Linked DNA regions of Homo sapiens: all the other regions are linked to region 1. The links are chromatin contacts, found by Hi-C or POLR2A ChIA-PET in ENCODE. All regions are on one chromosome and are shown on one strand. Each heading gives the region's core, a stretch centred on a gene start or an enhancer-like site at or near the end of the contact. The rest is flanking DNA. Distances are from core to core; before and after follow the strand shown.

Region 1 (4,548 bases), core at 633-3,132:
CCCGCCTCGGCCTCCCAAAGTGCTGGGATTACAGGCGTAAGCCACCGCGCCCGGCCCAAGAAAATTGTTAAGGTGCATAAGCCATCTAAAGGCATTCAAAAATTTTCTTTCTTTTTTTTTTTATGTTAGCCGAATAAACAAACTTCGGGCTTCATCAGGCCCTATGCTGCCAGCAAGTGACCAGCGTGGTTGGTGGAGGGCTCTAGGAGCTGCCAGCTTTAGGGGTCTCGCTGTCTGAGAGAGATCCTTTCATTAAAGGTTAGGGCTCTAGGCACGTGAATATGTAGCAAAGACCAAGCCTGGATTGCTTAGAACAGTAATTCCTGGAGTGGTAAGTGCCTGAAAAGTTACCCGCTGAGCCCTCCGCCTTCTGACAGGTAAACTGTTGTTGCCCCCATTTTGCAGACAAGATAAATGAGGCCCTGGGAGACTCACTGACCCAAGTCTAGACACCAGGAAGTGGTGGTGGTGGGTATACTCCCCCAGGAAAGCAGGTAATCTTGGGTTGTTACAATCAGTGACCAGACCAGTTTCCAAGGCCTGGAAGGTTTATTGATTTCTTTATATTCTCCAATGCATAATAACTGTTCTCTGTTTCTCTCGGCACCTCCCTGCGACTTCCTGGCAGCCCTGGGGACAGAGGGTTTCCTCCTTCTGGACAGAGAAGGCCCAGAGTCGGCTTCTGAACGGATATCCGGCCCGCAGGATGCAGAGGAGGCAAAGGCCTCATTGTTCTTTGGGGCCTGCCTGCCCCGCCCCCAGCTGTAGGACACTCGTGGCAGATCCCGGGTGACCGAAGACAGCCCATTTCCAGGAGTGGGGCCTTCGGAGCGGAGGGAGCAAGGAAACGGGGCTGAGCACAGACCTGGAGTCTGATGTTCTGAGCATAACACTGGAAGGAGCTAAGAGCCCCAAAATAAATAAGACCGGAATTTAAAAACGTTAATCCCACGCCGGCTTGGCGCTGGCCTGGCTGTTACTCATTAACGCTCCCCACGGCGGAGACTCCGGCGACTCCGTCTGCGTTTTTATTACTTAATCTGGCTGGGTTTGGCTGCAGGGAGGCTCGTGGATTTGCTGGCCGGGTGTGCTGGAAGGCAGTTTATTCACAGAATAAGCAGCTTCCCACGCTGGACCCTGAGCCCCAGGCGCCGTCCGCGTAGACCCCGCGCCGCGCACCGCGGCCGGCGGGGGGCGCTCGGGTCGCACCGAGAGCAGCGCGGGCAGCCAGCGCCGGGTCGCAGCCGACCCGCAGAGCCCTTCGCGCCCTCCGAGGAAACAAAGTGCATCTTTGTCCGCGGCCCGAGGCGCCGCGTGGGAGACGCTGGGCAGGGGCCAGGCCGGGCCGGCCGCCGCCGCGTGCGGGGACCCTGGGCGCGCGTCACTGACCCGGGACTCAGACCCTCGCGGGCCTGGCGCGGACCGGAGGAAGCGGGCTGTGGCGCGCGGCCGAGCTGGCAGCCCTCCCACTCCGAGCACGGCTCGGGACCCGCACTGGCTCCTGCCGGGCCGCGGCGCTTCACGCGCCGTCACCGGGGCCCGTGCACTCCGCTTTCCGGGCTGGCGACGGGGCGGGAAGGGGGCAAGCGGGAGCCTGCGGGGGGGTGCTGGGGACTTCGGCTTGGCTGGGCCGCCTTTGAGTCGCCTGTCGGCCGGGCGGTGCCCGCCTTCGCTTTCGGTGCCGTCCCGGGGCGGGTCCTCGCTCCGACAGCCGCGCGCCAGCCCAGCTCAGCCCCGGCGCCGCGCGGCCGGGAGGACTCCAGCTCCCAGCAGGCCCCGCGCCGCGAGCACCGAGGCAGGAGGCGCGCCTGGGCCGGCGCTTGCGCAGTGCGGCCGCCCGAGCCTGCTAGTACCACACCCCCGGGAGGGACTGAGGGGAGGCAGAAGCATCCGAGGCATTAAAGCATCCGAGGGAGCCGGAGGGGAGGAGAATGGAGTGACAGAGACACGCGGAGGGTGGGGGGTGGGGGGGAGCGTGTTGAGGGAGGGGGGAGGGGGGACACAGAGGGAGGAAGAAGCGGCGGCGGCGGCGGCGGCGGCGGCGGCTCCTCTTTGCAGAGGGGGAAACTCTTGGGCTGAGAGCAGGAATAATGCGGTAGGCAAGGCGGGCTGCTGGCTCCCCCGGCTCCGGCAGCAGCGGCGGCAGCCCGAGCAGCGGCAGCAGCAGCGGCAGCACCCCAGGCGCTGACAGCCCCGCCGGCCGGCTCCGTTGCTGACCGCCGACTGTCAATGGAGCTGGAAAACATCGTGGCCAACACGGTCTTGCTGAAAGCCAGGGAAGGTAAGAGGCAGGGCCGGTACGTGCCCGGCGCGTCCGCCGCGGGCCAGGGTGCGGGTGTCGGGTGGCGTGCGGGCTGGGGCTGCGCCCGTGCAGGATGCCCGCTGCCGGCGAGTGGGTCGCGAGCAGGACACTTCGGAGAGCGGCTCTGCAGACCCTTCAGGGTTCCTGCCTTGGGGCTCAGAGAATCTGGACTTGGGCTGAGAAGGTTGCAGGGATTTGGATGCTAACATATCTCCTAGTTTCCAGCGCTCGCCCTGCAGAGCGTGCCATCTCGGCAGCTGTTGAAAGGTCAGTTGGAAAAGCATTCATTCGGGGAGCGACGAGCAAACATGCACATAAAATAGCGTTTCAAGTCGGCCCGGGATGGTTCTGTGTGAACTGGTGTGTGTGTTCGAGGGGCGGGGGTGGAATGAGCAGAAGCCAAGTCTTTGCCTGCGCAGGCTGAGTTGATATAGACTATTGCTGGAAACCATCCGCTGGGATGTTTCTTAGGGAAATCCCGTCGTGTGGAAGGAAGCCTTTTAAAGGCAAAGTCAGATGTTGAGGAATTAGCCTTTTCATAGAATTATCAAAGGATGGCTGTACAGACCACCTAGAAAATAATTCAGTATTTCAGGTTTTTCTTTTCTGGGAGTGTGATAACTGAAATTGTTAGATTTTGGCTCAGTTAAGAAAAGAAAGGTAAGTGTGCTGGTGCTTTAGATACGTTTTCTATGCAAATCATTAGATTTCCTGCATTTAGCTGGCAGGAAATATTGTCTAAATGGAGTGTGTAAGATCCTGAGTCAAACCCTAAGAACGCATATTTTGACTCTTCCTTTTGATGAAAAACAGAAAAAAGGGGGGGGAGGCAGAAACTTGGGTGCTTCCTGAAATGATTGTGTTGTGTCCATGTAAACATATGTATTTAGGAATACCTGGAATTTATGTCGCATATTTTCCTTTTTTTTTTCTGGTCAAGATTTGAGCTCTAGTGTGCGACCTTTTTCATAAAAGGGGAAGAGGTTTTTCCCTTTCACGGGAGAACGCTTTATTTGATACAAGGTAGAAGGCAGACTGAGTAAGGGCTTGAGTTTAGAAGGATACTCGGTGAGCAGCCCATGAAAATGTCTTACCTGCTTAATATTTTCATTCACCTACTTTGATGAATGAAGGGAAGAATTTCTGGCCAGCAATAAAACGATTCGTGTTTATTCAGCCCGTTCCATCACCTTGTGGCTCCCTACACACTGTGGGGGTAGGTGATGCATAGCCTTCCGTGGGCAGCGTTTCAGCAACTCAACCCGGCATTCGTGTCTTACTTTCGTCGTCACTTGTCACTCTAAAGCAGCCAGTGGGCAAGAAGGTTTATTTCAGAAGCCCCGAAGGGAGGCAGTGCTTTGAAAACCCCAGCAGAGTTTAAAATATTCAGGTTAGTCTCCCTCCCATTGCTTAGCTTTGGTGGGAATAAATTTTTAGGAGAGGCTTGTTACTTGGTGACTTCAGGTTCTAAGGCCTGAGCTGTGTGTGTGTGTGTGGTTTTTTTTTTTTTTTTTTTTTTTTTTTCCTAACCTGACATTTTTAGTGGACAGGATCTAGGTGGGTGCTGGTAGGCTCTCCTCTGGGTTGGGGAATGGTCCTGAAAGGGAGGAAGCAGAGAAAACAGCCCTCCACCTCCCCCGCCCCTCTTTCAGCCTTTGCAGCTGGCCACCTAGTGGTGGGACACGGTTGTGTATCTCAGGATTCGGGGGCTGGGAAAGTTTTCACTCTCGCTCCATTCTGAAATTATTTCTTGGGAAATCACTGGGTCTGATGGTACTGGAGCCTTGCAAGTTTCGCTGGTTCCTCCTGTTGCCCAGGGAATCTGCCCCCGACATTTGCTGCTGTAGATATTTGTTTGCCTGATAGATGCTTTTTTTCTTCCCTGAGCATTTGGTTGCTTCTTTTATAATGCTTTGCTTAGAGTGGGCAAAGTGATATCAATTCCACCCGCCCCCTCCAAATTGTTCTCCCCAGTATTTTTTCACCAACGTGAATTTACTGTCTGATATTGTTGTTCGTTAGGCCAACAAATTGGGTTTTTTTCCCAGAGCCTTGGAGAAGAGAGCTGCAGGCTGGAAGCTTGTGTGGAGTGACCGACTCCCATTGGGGCAGAATTACAGTGATTGAAAGTGCTCAAGAATGTGCCTTTCACTTTTTTTTTTCCTTTTAAAGGCTTTTTCAATTTTGCTGTGAGAGTTTGGTCGTCATCTCATGGTGAGAAAATAGCTCTTGATGATGCCTTGGAA
Region 2 (4,548 bases), core at 613-3,112, 500 kb after region 1:
AAAAGAAAGGAAGGAAGCTTCTGTCCCTGGCCTTTCTCATCCCATCCTCTACTCCTTTCACCTGTCCTAGTTGTGTTGCTCTTGGGGTCAGAAGTAGGGTGCATATGCCTGTATCTGTAGTTTACCCTTTACCCTCTTAGGGTCCGTGAGACTTTGGCAAGTTCCTTCTGTGCTCTGCCCTTCATTTTCCATGTCCCTAAATGGGAATGGTCATGTGTATTAAACAGACTGATGGTGTCTACCACAGTCTTAAGCAGAATGGAAGCTCAAATATGTTAATTATTTTTACTATATGTTTTCTGTCTGTGAACATCCCTCTCCTTTCCTTCTAAAGGATACATGAACTGTTTAGAACAAAACACTCCATTTCAGGACAAGTTTCCTCTGGAAAAAAACAAAAAACAAAACAACAACAAAAAACACAGTTACCAGCTTCAAGGATGGGGATGTGAAAATGTTGTAATGGAAAAGCTGCATATAGAGAGAGAGTCTGTGAGACGGTAAGTTTTAAGTCATAGATAATCATGAGTCTTAGAGGTGGGAAGAACATCTAGAGAGAGCTTATTCAGAAAGACATTCTGGGCTATTTCAACAGTAAAGATGATGCTATCTCCATTTTTGGGGGGAGAGTCATGGCCTTTGGTAGTTTTGAGTGTATTTACCACTAGGTAGTAATATCTTGTTTTCAAACTGATTATTGCTGACTGAATCATGTCCCCTTAAAGATATGCTCAAGTCCTAATCCCCGGTACCTATGAATGTGAGTTTATTTGGACATACATCCTTTGTAGATCTAAAAAAGTTAAGATGAGGTTTTACTGGAACACTAGTTCAATGACTGGTACCTTTATAAGAAGAGAAAAATTTGAACACTGATACAGACACACAGGGAGAGTGCCGTGTGACAAATGAGACAGAAATTGGAGTGATATATCTACAAGCCAAGGAACACCAAGAATTGCAGGCAGCCTGCGGAAGCTGGAAAAGGCAAGGAAGGATTCTCCCTTGGCGCCTTCAGAGGGAGCCTGGCCCAGCCAACACCTTGATTTTGGATTTCTAGCCTCCAGAATTGTGAGAAAATACACTTCTGTTGTTTACTGCCACCCACTTTATGGTCATTTGTTACAGCAGCCCTAGAAAACCAATACACTGACCAAATGACCACATCTCTTTGTCCCCTCTCTTATTTTATTTATTAATTCACTTATGTTTTATAGAGATGGGGTCTCACTATGTTGCCAAAGCTGGTCTCAAACTCCTGGGCTCAAGAAATCCTCCCACCTTAGCCTCCCAAAGTGCTGGAATTACAGGCATGAGCCACTGTGCCCAGCCCCCTCTCTTATTGTAATCAGTAGATTAATCCTGGTTCTCAATAGCCTTGAGGTTTCTGATGGAAATTTTAATATAATTATTAACATATTCTTTGTTTTTGAGACGGAGTCTTGCACTGCTGCCCAGGCTGGAGTGCAGCGGCACGATCTCGGCTCACTGCAAGGTCTGCCTGTTGGGTTCACGCCATTCTCCTGCCTCAGCCTCCCCAGTAGCTGGGACTACAGGTGCCCGCCACCATGCCTGGCTGATTTTTTATATTTTTAGTAGAGACGGTGTTTCACTGTGTTAGCCAGGATGGTCTCTATCTCCTGACCTCGTGATCCACCTGCCCTGGCCTCCCAAAGTGCTGGGATTACAGACGTGAGCCACCACGCCCTGCCAACATATTCTATTTTTACATTAAAATAATATATATTTGGATTGGGGAAACCTTCTGATGACTGAGTTGGTAAGCTCCTAGGAAAGACAGAAACTCACTCTGTAGGCCCCATCCTGCACAGCTAGTAGATGCTGCAGGGAGAACTGGGCATCCCCCAATGATGTGATGCTTCAGTTTCAACATCTGTAAACGCTGCTGATATTTCCTTCCTGCTACTTCAGAATAAAAATACGTCTTTAAAGTATTTTGAGCTCTATGGAGCCTGCTGTAGAAATTTAGAGGTAGCATGATAATCATCCTTCATCTTCGTTTTTTTTTTTTTTTTGAGTCTTGCTCTGTCGCCCAGGAGGCTGCTTTTTTTTTTTTTTTTTTTTTTTGACTGACCTTCCCTTCTTCTGAACTTGTTATTCACATCTTGTCCTCAAGACATTTTCTCCTTGGTACCGAGCAATAATTTTTGTTCTGATGTCATTGGTGATTCCGCACCTATGGAAAGCTGTTATTTTCCATTCTATCAGGAACTCAGGTATTTATTTCAATCTGTTCGTAGCAGAGAAGAATATTTCTGTTGAATGTATTCCTGTTCTTGTCAGGTTGTAAAGATGAGTAGAATGGGATGCCTCCCTAGCGCTGTGAGTTGTTGTTGTTGTTTGTAATATGTGAAATTGATGTAAACCCTCCTGACTTCAAGTTTTCGAAACCTCCCACTACTGCAATGAGTCAGATAGAACCAGGAACTGACACTAAGCTGATGACCCGAAAAGGGATCCATTGCTGAATTACACCATCATTAGTGAGAAGCTCCTGATCTCCTACTTTCTAACTCCAAGAAAGGTTCTATTTGTCGGTTGAAAGAGAAACTCAGCCACAGGTGGTGGGGTACGTCTATAATTCCAGCACTTTCGGAGGCTGAGGCAGAAGGATCACTTGAGGCCCGGAGTTCAAGAGCAGCCTGGGCAACAGAGTGAGACCCTGTCTTTACAAAAATAGATAGGGATATTTTTGTATGCTTCCTTTCTGGCTCCAGTATAACCTTCTTCTAGAGCTTCTTTGTCCTCAAACCTTAAGGAAAATATGAATAGCTATTCGGTTTTGTTTTTCAGTGTGTACAACCTTTGGGCTCTTATTCTGTCTGCAAAATTTAGACGTTTTTGTTGCTCATTGCTCACCTTCTTAATTTTTTTTTGTTTTTGTTTTTGTTTTGTGAGATGGAGTCTTGCTCTGTCGCCCAGGCTGGAGTGCAATGGCGCAATCTTGGCTCACTGCAACCTCTGCCTCCTGGGCTCAAGTGATTCTCCTGCCTCGGCCTCTCAAGCAGCTGGGATTACAAGGTGCCTCCCACTCAGCTAATTTTTGTGTTTTTGGTAGAGATAGGGTTTCACCATGTTGGCCAGGCTGGTCTCGAACTCCTGTGATCCACCCACCTTGGCCTCCCAAAGTGCTGGGACTACAGGCGTGAGCCACTGCACCCAGCCACCTTCTTAATATTTTTAAGAGGAAGATACTTTCCCACATTAGGTGTTGATTATGATTGACATTTTTATGATTTAAAAAAACCCTGTTTATTCTTAGTGGGCTTACTCATTCAGAGAGTCTGAGTATTATTTTTAGCACACAGCAAACCTGTTATTTTAGATTAGACTAATAATGAAACTAAGTCAGTTTCTTGACTTTTTTTTTCCACTTTCTCAGTTAAAAAATATTTTCAAGATGTCTCTGAAAGGATCTTATTGATTGATTGACTGAGACTGGGTCTTGCTCTGTCGCCCTGGCTGGAGCTCAGTGGCACGATCATAGCTTACTGTAGCCTTGATCTCAAGCGACCCTCCAGCCTCAACTTCCTGAGTAGCTGGTACTACAGGCATTTGCCACTACACCTGGCTGATTTTTTTTTTTTTTTTTTTAAATTTAGTAGATACAAGGTCTTGCTTTGTTGCCCAGGCTGGTCTCGAACTCCTGAGCTCAAGCAATCCTCCCACCTTGGCTTCCCAAAGTGGTGGGATTATAAGTGTGAGCCACTGTGTCTGGCCTGAAAGAATCATTTTTAATAGGTACTCCCATTTGTCCAAGAACCTTAAGGGTATATCAGTCATGAATAGGTTGTTGCAAGTATCTGGTTTCTATATGTCTATATTATTTCATATATTTCATATTGTGCATAGAGAAGGGACTCCACATTTTGTAGGGCAATTTGGATGGGCCCTAAGGTAGGGAATGATGGGGGGAGGAGGGAGATGCAGGTAAGCTGATGATAAGATCTTTGGCTGGTGGTATGGGCTGAATTGTGCCTCCCTAAAATCTACGTGTTGAAGTCCAAACCCCCAAGTACCTCAGACTGTGACTGGGTTTGAAGACAGGGCTCTTAAAGAGCTGACTGAGGTAAAAGGAGGTCAATAGGTTGGGCCCTAATACAATATGACTGATGTCCTTGTACGAAGAGAAGATTAGGACACACACAACACATAAACCTGGAGATAACCATGTGAGGACACAGCAAGAAGAGGCCAATGGTAAGTGAAGGAGAAAGATTGCAGAAGAAATCAACCCTACCAACACCTTGATCTTGGACTGTGTACCCACCCAAATCTCATCTTCAACTGTAGCTCCCATAATCCCCACATGTTGTGGGAGGGGCCCAGTGGGAGGTAATTGAATCATGGGGGCGGTTACCTCCATGCTGTTCTTCTGATAGTGAGTTCTCACAAGATATAATAGTTTTATAAGGGACTTTTCCCTGCTTCACTCTGCACTTCTCCTTGCTGCTGCCATGTGAAGAAGGACATGTTTGCTTTCCCTTCCGCCATGATTACAACTTTCCTGAAATCTCCCCAGCTCTG
Region 3 (4,548 bases), core at 700-3,199, 480 kb after region 1:
TAATTATTGGGTCACAAATTTCCTTCAGACAAAAAAAGACAAAAAGGCCCATTATCCCAAATATATACCTTTCAAACCCTTAGGATTTAAAAATACTAAAAACATGGTAACTTCTCCATGTTTGTTTTTTGTTCCTTATATTTCACTCTAACGATCAAGATACAAGAAAATACATAGAGGCGATCGATAGCTACCCTGATTTGATCCTATGCATTTATACATGTATCAAAATATCTTCAGGATAAGAACAACTATAATATATCAATAGAAATTTAAAAATTAAAGAAATTAACAAAAGAGTCTGTGCATGGTGGCTCACGCCGGTAATCTCAGCACTTTGGGAGGCCAAGGCAGGTGGATCACTTGAGGCCAGGAGTTTGAGACCAACCTGGACAACATGGCGAAACCCCGTCTCTACCAAAAATACAAAAAAAATTAGCCGGGCGTCATGGCGCATGCCTGTAATCCCGGCTACTTGGGGGGCTGAGGCTGGAGAATAGCTTGAACCCAGGAAGCAGAGGTTGCAGTGAGCCGAGATCACGCCACTGCACTGCAGCCTGGGCAACATAGACTCTGTCTAAAAAAAAAAAAAAGTAAGAAATTAACAAACAAAAGAAAATATATTGTTTAAAAATAAAATTACATTTCATAATTATTGCACGAACAGATTTAAGGATAAAGTTTCCAGTTAGAATGAAAGAGAGAAGGCATGTGTTTACAAACAAGCACGAGGCCCAAGAATAACTTACTGATTAGTATAAAATGTAAATGGTTGATTTTGCACAAATGCGATTTTTCTTTCTTTCTTTTTTATTTTTTTGTGGTCCACTGGAATGAGAAACTCAAAATCTTTCTTTAGAGCTAAGGCTTTTTTCTTCAATCGACTTCCTCAGGTTGAAAGGAGTTAAGGCTTTACCAAAGCAATTTGAAGGTTTGAAATCTCCAGGGAGATTGATTTATGAGTACAGTACACGTTAAGGCTACCTCTGACCTTGGCAGATTGTGGCTGTTAAATTAGGCCCTGGAGTCCTGAGACAGGGGCTCTTCATCTTAGCCTCCTAGCCTCCTTAGTATCTCACTGTGTGTCAGCAATTCCATGAATCCCATTGGATTCATGAAATTTCATTCATGGAATTGGATTCCTACTCATGGAATTTAATGTAATTCCATTGGATTCATGGAATTCCACTTCAGTTCTGTGATTCTCAGTAATATTTCTTTCTTTTTTTTTTTTTTTTTTTTTTTTGAGACAAGGTTCCTCTCTGTCACCCAGTCTGGAGTGCAGTGGCACGACTTAAGCTCACTGCAACCTCCGTTGGCCTCCCTGGCTCAAGCAATTCTCTTGCCTCAGCTTCCCCAGTAGTTGGGCACCACCATGCCCGGCTACTTTTCGCATTTTTCGGTAGAGAGGGGGGTTTCGCCATTTTGGCCAGGCCGGCCTCGAACTCCTGACCTCAGGTGATCCTCCCACCTCGGCCTCCCAAAGTGCTGGGATTACAGGCGTGAGCCACCGTGCCTGGCCAGTTCTGTGATTCTTTGGAGTGCCATGGCGCCATCTCGGCTCACTGCACCTCCGCCTCCCGGGTTCAAGCGATTCTCCTGCCTCAGCCTCCTGAGTAGCTGGTATACAGGTGTGTGCCACGACGTCAAGCTGATTTTTGTTATTTTACCTGAGACGGGGTTTCACCATATTGGCCAGGCTGGTCTCAAACTCCTGGCCTCAAGTGATCCACCTGCCTCGGCCTCCCAAAGTGCTGGGGCTACAGGTGTGAGCCACCACACCAGGCCTCAGGTCTGAGGTTCCTAATTCAGGACTCACCCGCACTAATTGAAACCTGAGGTGAGGGATTTCTCCTCGCTGACCAGTAGGGGGCGCGTCGTGACTGCGCCTTCTGCTTTCACTCCCCGCGCAGGGAAATCCTGTCCTGCTCTCTCAGGGAGCAGTTCCTGACGGTGGGCTCCATTTTATAATAGAATGACTCACCTGAAGAATCACTTCTTTCATTATTTCGTATTCCTCACAATACCAGTGACACACAAAGGCTTTATTTGAAAAACCAAGTAAAGGAAACGAGCACAGGATGTCTGTGCTGGTCTGGTCGGCGTTTATCTCAGCTGGTGAGAACGCAGCCACGCCTCTGTTCACACTGTCATTCCTCCAATAAATAAGATATCCCTGTTTTCTAAAGTCAGGGAGATTTATGAGTCAGAAGTAATCGGATCCACAATCTGATTAGAATTCTATCCTCATAACGGGAGCTGACCGCATCCGCATCCATTTGTGGTCCGGCCCAGTCACCACTTGGTTGGTGTTCTAGCACTATAAGCCAGACTGTGGGGTGGGGGAAGGTGAGTGCTCCCCGCACTTTAATGCCGGGCTTATTTTTCCCTAAGGACCAGGATCGAAATAATGTTAACAGGAAAAACATGCTTCCTCGTATGAGACTGCAGTATTTCACCTTGTATGAGAAAGGAAAAATGAAGGGTGAGACCTGCTTGTTTCTTACATAACTAGGGAGAAATCCATCCCCCCTCTCACCCCGTAGCTCTTCCTGGTGGCAGTAATGATCAGAACCGGGAGTACCCAACTTCTTTCATGCTTGGGGGACTAGAGCTGCCCCCTCCATGCAGAATGGGCAAAGTAAGGGCAGAGGAGATCCATTAGCATCACAATAGGCCTAAAGCCTGCATTTGAAAGCTTCAAGAAAAGACTGAGAGGCAATCTCTTGCTGTTTCCCCTAAAGGCAGATTGGCAGATCAGTCCTCCTATCCGGAGCAGCTAGAAAAGCTGGCAAAACAAACAAGACCTATCTGAAGGTGAGCCGCCAAGGGGGTGAGGATTTGAGGGTCAAGGTCCTGGAGAGAAGGGTTAGCAGAGCTTTGAATTTTGAGGCATTTGCCTATTTCATGAGGCAGAGAAGCTCCCAGCAGTCTCATGCTAAGGAAGGAAGAGCTCAAGTAGTCGCCGCCAGCTTTCAACTTCCAAAGGGCCTCACCCTTTGGAAGGAACAGGAATGAAAATAGAGAAACTCTCACAAAGACTGAAACCCAGCTTCCCATTGGCTTACCGTTTGACTGTGTTACAGGAAAGGGGTCTTGATCCAGACCACAAGAGAAGGTTCTTGGATCTGGAGCAAGAAGGAATTCAGGGTGAGTCCATAGAGTAAAGTGAAAGCAAGTTTATCAGGAAAGTAAAGGAATAAAAGAATGGCTACCCCATAGGCACAGCAGCCCCGAGGGCTGCCGGTTGCCCATTTTTATGGTTATCTCTTGATGATATGCTAAACAAAGGGTGGATTATTCATGCCTCCCCTTTTGAGACCATATAGGGTAACTTCCTGATGTTGTTATGGCATTTGTAAACTGTCATGGTGCAAGTGGAGTGTGGCAGTGATGACAACCAGAGGTCACTGTTGTCACTATCTTGGCTTTGGTGGGTTTTAGCCGGCTTCTTTACTGCAACCTGGTTTATTAGCAAGGTCTTTATGACCTGTATCTTCTGCTGACCTCCTATCTCATCCCATGACTTAGATTGCCTAACCTTCTAGGAATGCAGCCCAGCAGGTCTCAGCCTTATTTTACGCAGCCCCTACTCAAGATGGAGTTACTTTGGTTCAAACGCCTCTGATAATTGGATTAGGGCAAGCTTTCGCAACCTCAGTGCTATTGACACTGATAAATTGACATTATCAGTGGACCATCCTATGCAATGTTTAGTATTCCTGGCTTTTAACCACTGGATGCCAGTAGCACCTCTCCTTCCCCAAATTCTGACAACCAAACTTTCTCCAGACATTGCCAAATGTCCCCTGGTGGGGAAAATCACCTGTGGTTGAAAACCACTGGATTAAGGGTGCCTGCCCAGACCCCAACTGCCTTCCAGAAGCAAAAATAAATCTTACTATCATCTAGGGCCTCAAATTATATCTGTAATTTTTCATACATGATATGCAGCACTTAATAAAGAACAAAGCTTTAAAATACATAACAAAGTTGACAGAACTAAAAAGAGAAATAGACAAATCCACAATCATAGTGGGAGATGTTAAGACACATTTCTGAGAAAATGATGGACTAAGCAGAAAAAAAAAATCAACAAGGTTAGGGTAACAGGGTAAACTACGGAGAGAAGTATCTGGAGGAAAAGAGAAAGGTATCAGGTCTGGGTGCGTGAAAGAGGGGTTGGCAGGAAGGGGGGTATTGAGCGCAGATGGAGAAATGGAGAGAAAAGGAGGGTCTTTGTGGGCCCCCTCTTTCTGGAGGCTTAATTCTATAAGACCTTTTCCGCATGAACGGTACAAGGGAACTGTGTCGTTTCCTTTGTTCCTTCATCCAGACTATACTGGCTGCTCTGTGAAATCTATCTGTACCTCCAGTCTGCCGGAGGCATGTGAACCAGAGCAACTTCACCTTGAATAGGAGCTGGGTAAAATGAGACTGAAACCTACTGCACTGCATTCCCAGAAGGTTAGGCATTCTAAGTCACACGATGAGATAGGAGGTCAGCACAAGATACAGGTCACAAAGACCTTGCTAATAAAACAGCCT

What was found. Hi-C counts contacts between places; a loop is a spot of excess contacts on that map. ChIA-PET counts read pairs that join two places held with the same protein, here RNA polymerase II (POLR2A). Pooled maps may share reads with other maps.
Region 2: a pooled map shows a loop between it and region 1 (11-fold over the local background). The contact joins the enhancer-like site here to the promoter of GRK5 in region 1. A Hi-C loop is called at or near these places in 7 of 37 single-sample maps with no recorded cell type and 6 of 50 pooled maps.
Region 3: a pooled map shows a loop between it and region 1 (3-fold over the local background). The contact joins the enhancer-like site here to the promoter of GRK5 in region 1. A Hi-C loop is called at or near these places in 1 of 168 maps with a recorded cell type or tissue (esophagus muscularis mucosa) and 6 of 50 pooled maps. POLR2A ChIA-PET finds 5 or more read pairs at or near these places in 2 of 52 experiments (H1 and endothelial cell of umbilical vein).

Annotation. Positions count from the first base shown.
Region 1 is chr10:119,205,689-119,210,236 of GRCh38, forward strand. It overlaps GRK5 (G protein-coupled receptor kinase 5), which reads left to right and starts at 1,883. Exons shown (of 16, transcript NM_005308.3): 1 at 1,883-2,281. The coding sequence starts at 2,230. GRK5-IT1 (GRK5 intronic transcript 1) reads left to right here and starts at 2,733. Exons shown (of 2, transcript NR_186528.1): 1 at 2,733-2,962. RefSeq lists enhancers at 390-469, 580-629, 650-759 and silencers at 1,100-1,929, 2,140-2,209, 2,260-2,309.
Region 2 is chr10:119,702,234-119,706,781 of GRCh38, forward strand. No RefSeq gene overlaps it. Among named protein-coding and RNA genes, the nearest start is that of INPP5F, 22 kb to the right of the region's middle. RefSeq lists enhancers at 1,705-1,754, 1,765-1,814, 2,445-2,724. Within about 2 kb of position 1,863, at least 6 of the 41 ENCODE cell types and tissues checked have a DNase peak (open chromatin) inside an H3K27ac peak, as active enhancers do.
Region 3 is chr10:119,684,787-119,689,334 of GRCh38, forward strand. No RefSeq gene overlaps it. Among named protein-coding and RNA genes, the nearest start is that of BAG3, 36 kb to the left of the region's middle. RefSeq lists enhancers at 1,850-2,786, 2,787-3,723. Within about 2 kb of position 1,950, at least 15 of the 41 ENCODE cell types and tissues checked have a DNase peak (open chromatin) inside an H3K27ac peak, as active enhancers do; they include endothelial cell of umbilical vein, where a contact is called at or near this core.